Linked DNA regions of Mus musculus: region 1 is linked to region 2. Evidence: chromatin loops called from intact Hi-C (ENCODE). Cell type or tissue: left cerebral cortex. All regions are shown on one strand.

Region 1 (2,500 bases), 150 kb before region 2:
GGAGTCCAAAAGGATGTATGAAGATAAGGTCAGTTTAAACATCACTTCCAAGGGCTGTTTTTTTGCACATTGAATCATTTTTAATAGTTTGTTTGAAAATGAACAATCAATAATTTCTAACTAAAGGAATATTTTTAAAATCAGTGTTAGTTGGTAAACAAACATGCTAAATTATATGTTAACTTATAAACTTTTATTTAAGTTGATGTTTAAATTCATTATAAAGTGATTGAGAAATATTTTTCAGGTAATTTCTAGATAATAAATTGAGTAGCACAGAGTGTAGGGACAACACTACTCCTGCATGCCTGAAGCTCTAGATTAATCCTCACTACCACAAAATTGAGTTAAAAGTAAAGAATAGAACTATGCCATTTATCTTTTGCTAAGGCTTGGCTTGGCAAGTGTGGCCAGCTGTCTGTGTCTCCCACCAATGCTTTGGGGGCTTAATTCATCCCTTCAACTTCTAGTCATTTTTGTGTCTAGAAAACTAAACTTTAAGATTACTCAAAATAATAAAGTAAAAATTAGGAAACTCAGTCTTCCTATTTCATCATATAATTTCTCTTTAAAAGCAGATAATAATATTTTGCAGGAGGTGAGTCTGGAGAGATGGCTCAGCAGTCAAGATTGTGTACTGCTTTTACAGAGAGACCTGAGTTCAGTTACTGCCACCCACAGCATATGGTTCCCAGTCCCTGGAGCCCACAGCTCCAGCTCCAGGATGCCCACCATCTCCATGATTCCATATTATTATCAACCATTTATTCAGAGCTTAGATTTTTGTTAATTTCAACCATTTGAAAACAGTGAAATTCCTAAAACTAGAAAAACAAGAGTTGCCTTTCAGAGGAGGTCATGTTCTGCATCCCTGAGAAGGGTGTTGATGTTTGCCTTAAGTGGTTGCGTTCCACTTACTGTACAGTGTCTTACTTTGTGAATGTTTGGAAGATGAGTTCACTTAGGTTATCATAGAGCAGTAGTTCTCACCCTTTGGGATCTGCTCACCCTTTCACAGAGGTGGCATTTCAGATATCCTGCATATCAGATATTTATATTATGATTCATAACAGTAGCAAAATTACAGTTATGAAATAGCAATGAAATAATTTTATGGTTGGGTCACCACAACATGAAGAACTGTATTAAAGGGTCACAGCATCAGGACGGGGAACCCCTGCTTTAGAGAGCCTTGCAGAGATAACTCAGGTACAGTTTTTCCTATACCTTAGTTATTTATTTTAGGGTGGTCATTTAGAATAGAGGGTAATGCAGCTACCACCCCTTTCATAAATGACAACCATCCTGTTAGCTGCAATAGAGGAAGCTGGTCTCTGTGCTGGCAGACTTAATGGACAGACAGTGCAGCACTGTCTTCCACACATTGACTTACTGTCTTGTGCACAGCACAGCTTAGCTTCCACTGCCATTCCAGTGATGACCACAGGGAGGTGCTGTCTTCCTTGGCTCAATGATGTACATTAGATGTCTACCTTTAACTCTGTAGCAAGAGGAGGAAATTTTCACACGGTTTTATCAAAGTCAGCAGAGGAAATTAACAGGAACTGTATACTCTCACCCCAGCCATGTCTTGCAAACATCTTGATCACTACTCACAGGAAGGGAGTCCATGCAGTAAGAGAAGAAAGCCATTTACCTCTATTAAATGTCAGGTGGTATTCTCTCTCTTCAGATGTTGAGTTGAAGATCATTAAACTGATTTTATGATTAACTAGGGGTTGTAGTTTGAATAGCATCCATCCTTTTTAAATCTCTATGTATAGCTTCTAGTCTCGGGGCAAGATAATTTTAATTACTACTACCTCAAAGCATCCCTCGGGACCCAACTCAATAAAGCCAAGAGAAGCTCACTTTTGCCTTCTAGTTTCTTTTCTCAGGACAAACCTTTGTGTTGATGGCGATTGTCCACTCCCTGTAGACAAAGCACTCTATACAAAGGGCATGACCCTCCCTTCAGAAGCCAGAGCAGAAGGGTGGTCATGGTCTCAATAAAGCATGGCTAGGAGGATGTCACATGATAATCTGACAGACAGAGGAGCACCATTGTATTATAGTCCAGTAAAAAGGTGCTATTATTTTTAAAGTGTTATTCTTGACTATCCAAACCATTCTGAAAAGACAGATATTTACTGACATAAGACTCCGAAAAGTCACAAACTACTAAATCAAGCTCAATTCGCCTATGTTTTCTTATGTCATTTGTAATTACTATGGTTCTTCATTATATTGTAGCTTGAAAAAATGATCTCTTCATAAGCTTCATCCAGTTTGCTTATTTATCTTGTCTAATATATCATGTTGACATATTAGGACTATTGTCCTAATGTGTTCTAATGTAAATAATTGATCACCAATACTTTTTTGTTTGTTTGTTTGTTTGGTTGGTTTGTTTTGTTTTTTCGAGTCAGAGTTTCTCTGTGTAGCCCTGGCTGTCCTGAAACTCACTTTGTAGACCAGGATGGCCTTAAACTCAGAAATC
Region 2 (2,500 bases):
ACTTACAATCCTTAATACAAAGTAATAACATGGACACCACCACTGTTTGGAAATTATGACGAGGAGAAGAAGAAGAAGAAGAAGAAGAAGAAGAAGAAGAAGAAGAAGAAGAAGAAGAAGAAGAAGAAGAGGAGGAGGAGGAGGAGGAGGAGGAGGAGGAGGAGGAGGAGGAGGAGGAGGAGGAGGAGGAGGAAGGAGGAGGAGGAGAGGGAGAGGGAGAGGGAGAGGGAGAGGGAGAGGAGAGAGAGAAATCTGTGCAGGTGCAATTGTCCTGAGTCTAACTAACTATGTAGTACACCAGCAACAGTGTAACTTTCATCTAAATTCATTTTTTTCATTGCACATACCTCCCCCCCCCCATTTTCTTTTAGATTTTATTTTACTCTGCTGGGTTTTTTCCTTTATCTATTTTTTCAATTTTAAGACAGAGCTTCTTTTGTGTGCTTCTATTTTGCTTGTTTTCTTTCCTCTTTTGAGACAAGGTCTCCCTCTATGGTACAGGCTGCCTCCAGTGTCACGATTATTTGAGTGTTTTCCATCCTGGTGGGCTGACTCCTTAATGATAAGGACACTGGCCTGGCCAAGAAAATGTCAGTTCAGATCTTCCCCTGCAGATGGCATTAGTGACTGATGAGCCTCTCAGCTGTTGAACACGACTGAAATCTATCCCAAGCTGGTAAAGACTAACTTCTCAAGGTTGCTCCCAGTCCGCTGATTAAGCACAACAGGGATATTTAAGGCAGGTCTACATCTGAGATATGTCAGAATTTGGGGACATGCCAGTTTGCCTCAAGGACTACTCTCTCCCCACGGCTTTGCTGAACTTGTAGGTATTACTTTGCACCCAGCTTCCCTACTTGCCTTTTCCCATTAACGAAATCACACCCCACCCCCCACATCCCAACTCCAGTTCCTCTTACAACCTGTACAGCACTTCTTTCTGCTTCATAATAGGGCTGCCGCGTGTTTGTGTGTCTGTATGTGTGTGCCAGTCACGGAACTAACCCTTATTCAACTGATGATGACAAAATAGACAACAAACACCTGCTCTACTTGACTTGCTTCTCTGTTAACGCCCTTTATCAGGACACAGAGCCTTTCAAAATCTGATCTCCGAGGGCTTGGCACCACAAACCCTACAGCATAAGGCCTAGACTACTCAACAGTTAACTCCCTTGCCTTCAGTCTGCGGAGGCAAACGCCTCCTCCTCACTTTCTTGAGGACACACTCTGACTTATTCCTGAAGACCCAGTTCAACCCAACAAGGCTCTGCAGGTACAAATCAGGCACAAGTCAGCAGGCACCTTGTAAAAGCATTAGTTACATTGTACTTAAATCTTCCAAGGAACTCGGGAGATCCTCTGGAGTAAGGGAAACCGCGCGTCCAGCCGGGGTTCCCCATGCTTGGCCCACCGTGGGCCCTCAGCAGAGATCTGAAGGAGAAAGAAAGCGGCAGAGCGAATGGGGAAGGGCGATTTCAGTTCCCTGGATGACCGCGCCGCCTGCAGGGAGAGGATGCAGGCGCAACCCCGCCGAATCGCAGGGGCCGCTGCAGGGCACATGACTGAAGGCCTCCGCCCGGCCCCTCCCGCTTCCCGGCGCAGTCGCCAGCCGTCACCATCACCGCCGCCGCGGCTTGCTGGCGAGCCCCACCAGCCCGCGTCACCGCTCTGCGCGCTCCCTGCACCTCCCTGGCTGCAGCAGCCGGAGAAAACGAAAGCCAGGCGGCCCCGGCACTCGCGATCGCACCGGCTCTGCTGCTCATTCCGGTATCTACTCCAGGGCTGTGCGCACTGCGCGGGCAGCGGCTGAACACGCACGGAGAAGGTGCGGGAGCCGCAGGGGCCCCGGGCTTTGGGCGGCTGCTGCTCGGCCTTGGCGGAGGCTTGTTCCAGCTCGCCGTTCGGTCCCAGGCCTGGCCGGTGAGCTGCGCGCAGTATGGGCAGATGCTGCTTCTACACGGCGGGGACGCTGTCTCTGCTGCTGCTGGTGACCAGCGTCACGCTGCTAGTGGCTCGAGTCTTTCAGAAGGCGGTAGACCAGACGATCGAGAAGGTGAGGCAGGCTAGTGTGTGTGTGTGTGTGTGTGTGTGTGTGTGTGTGTGGTGTCTTTCTAGGCCACCCTCCCATTGCGGACCCTGTGTGGGGAGAGTTGCGTTGGCGCCGAGCCTGCAGAACACAGCTCTTGTTTGCCTCCCCGGGTTGGCAGGATGTGGAGACTTGAGGTGACTCTTCCTTTTAAATAACCTGTAAGTCTACAGATCTCGACTTTGTAGAAAAGCCTTGCGTTTCCGTTCTATCCTTAGCAATTCTCCACACCCCTCTACGCACCCGGTCTATGTTGAGCCCTGTTTCCCTCGCACTTGACAAAGAAATAGAAATGCGTAAAAGCACCGCAGAAGAGGCTGGCTTTGTAGGCTTGCCCGCGCAGCCTTTGAAACGGAGTGAGCCTGGGGATGAGAAGTGGGTGAGAGGTCTATTGTGTTCTCCTTCCTGGGC

What was found. A loop is a pair of places that touch in the nucleus more often than their neighbours do. Peaks named below come from ENCODE experiments on the same cell type or tissue, not always from the same donor. Only the 100,000 strongest peaks of a DNase experiment are listed, where the experiment ranks them.
Region 1: it touches region 2 in a loop (2.9-fold over the local background); 12 of 42 quality-filtered maps call a loop at or near these places.

Annotation. Positions count from the first base shown.
Region 1 is chr5:92,655,397-92,657,896 of GRCm38, reverse strand. Ccdc158 (coiled-coil domain containing 158) reads left to right here. Exons shown (of 25, transcript NM_001360018.1): 9 at 1-28. Among named protein-coding and RNA genes, the nearest start is that of Ccdc158, 18 kb to the left of the region's middle. In left cerebral cortex, a CTCF peak has its summit at 1,440; a DNase peak (open chromatin) is centred at 1,440.
Region 2 is chr5:92,504,748-92,507,247 of GRCm38, reverse strand. It overlaps Scarb2 (scavenger receptor class B, member 2), which reads left to right and starts at 1,591. Exons shown (of 12, transcript NM_007644.4): 1 at 1,591-2,056. The coding sequence starts at 1,940. In left cerebral cortex, CTCF peaks have their summits at 602 (motif pointing right) and 1,502; DNase peaks (open chromatin) are centred at 655, 938, 1,580 and 2,257; H3K4me3 peaks cover 1,872 bases; H3K27ac peaks cover 1,874 bases.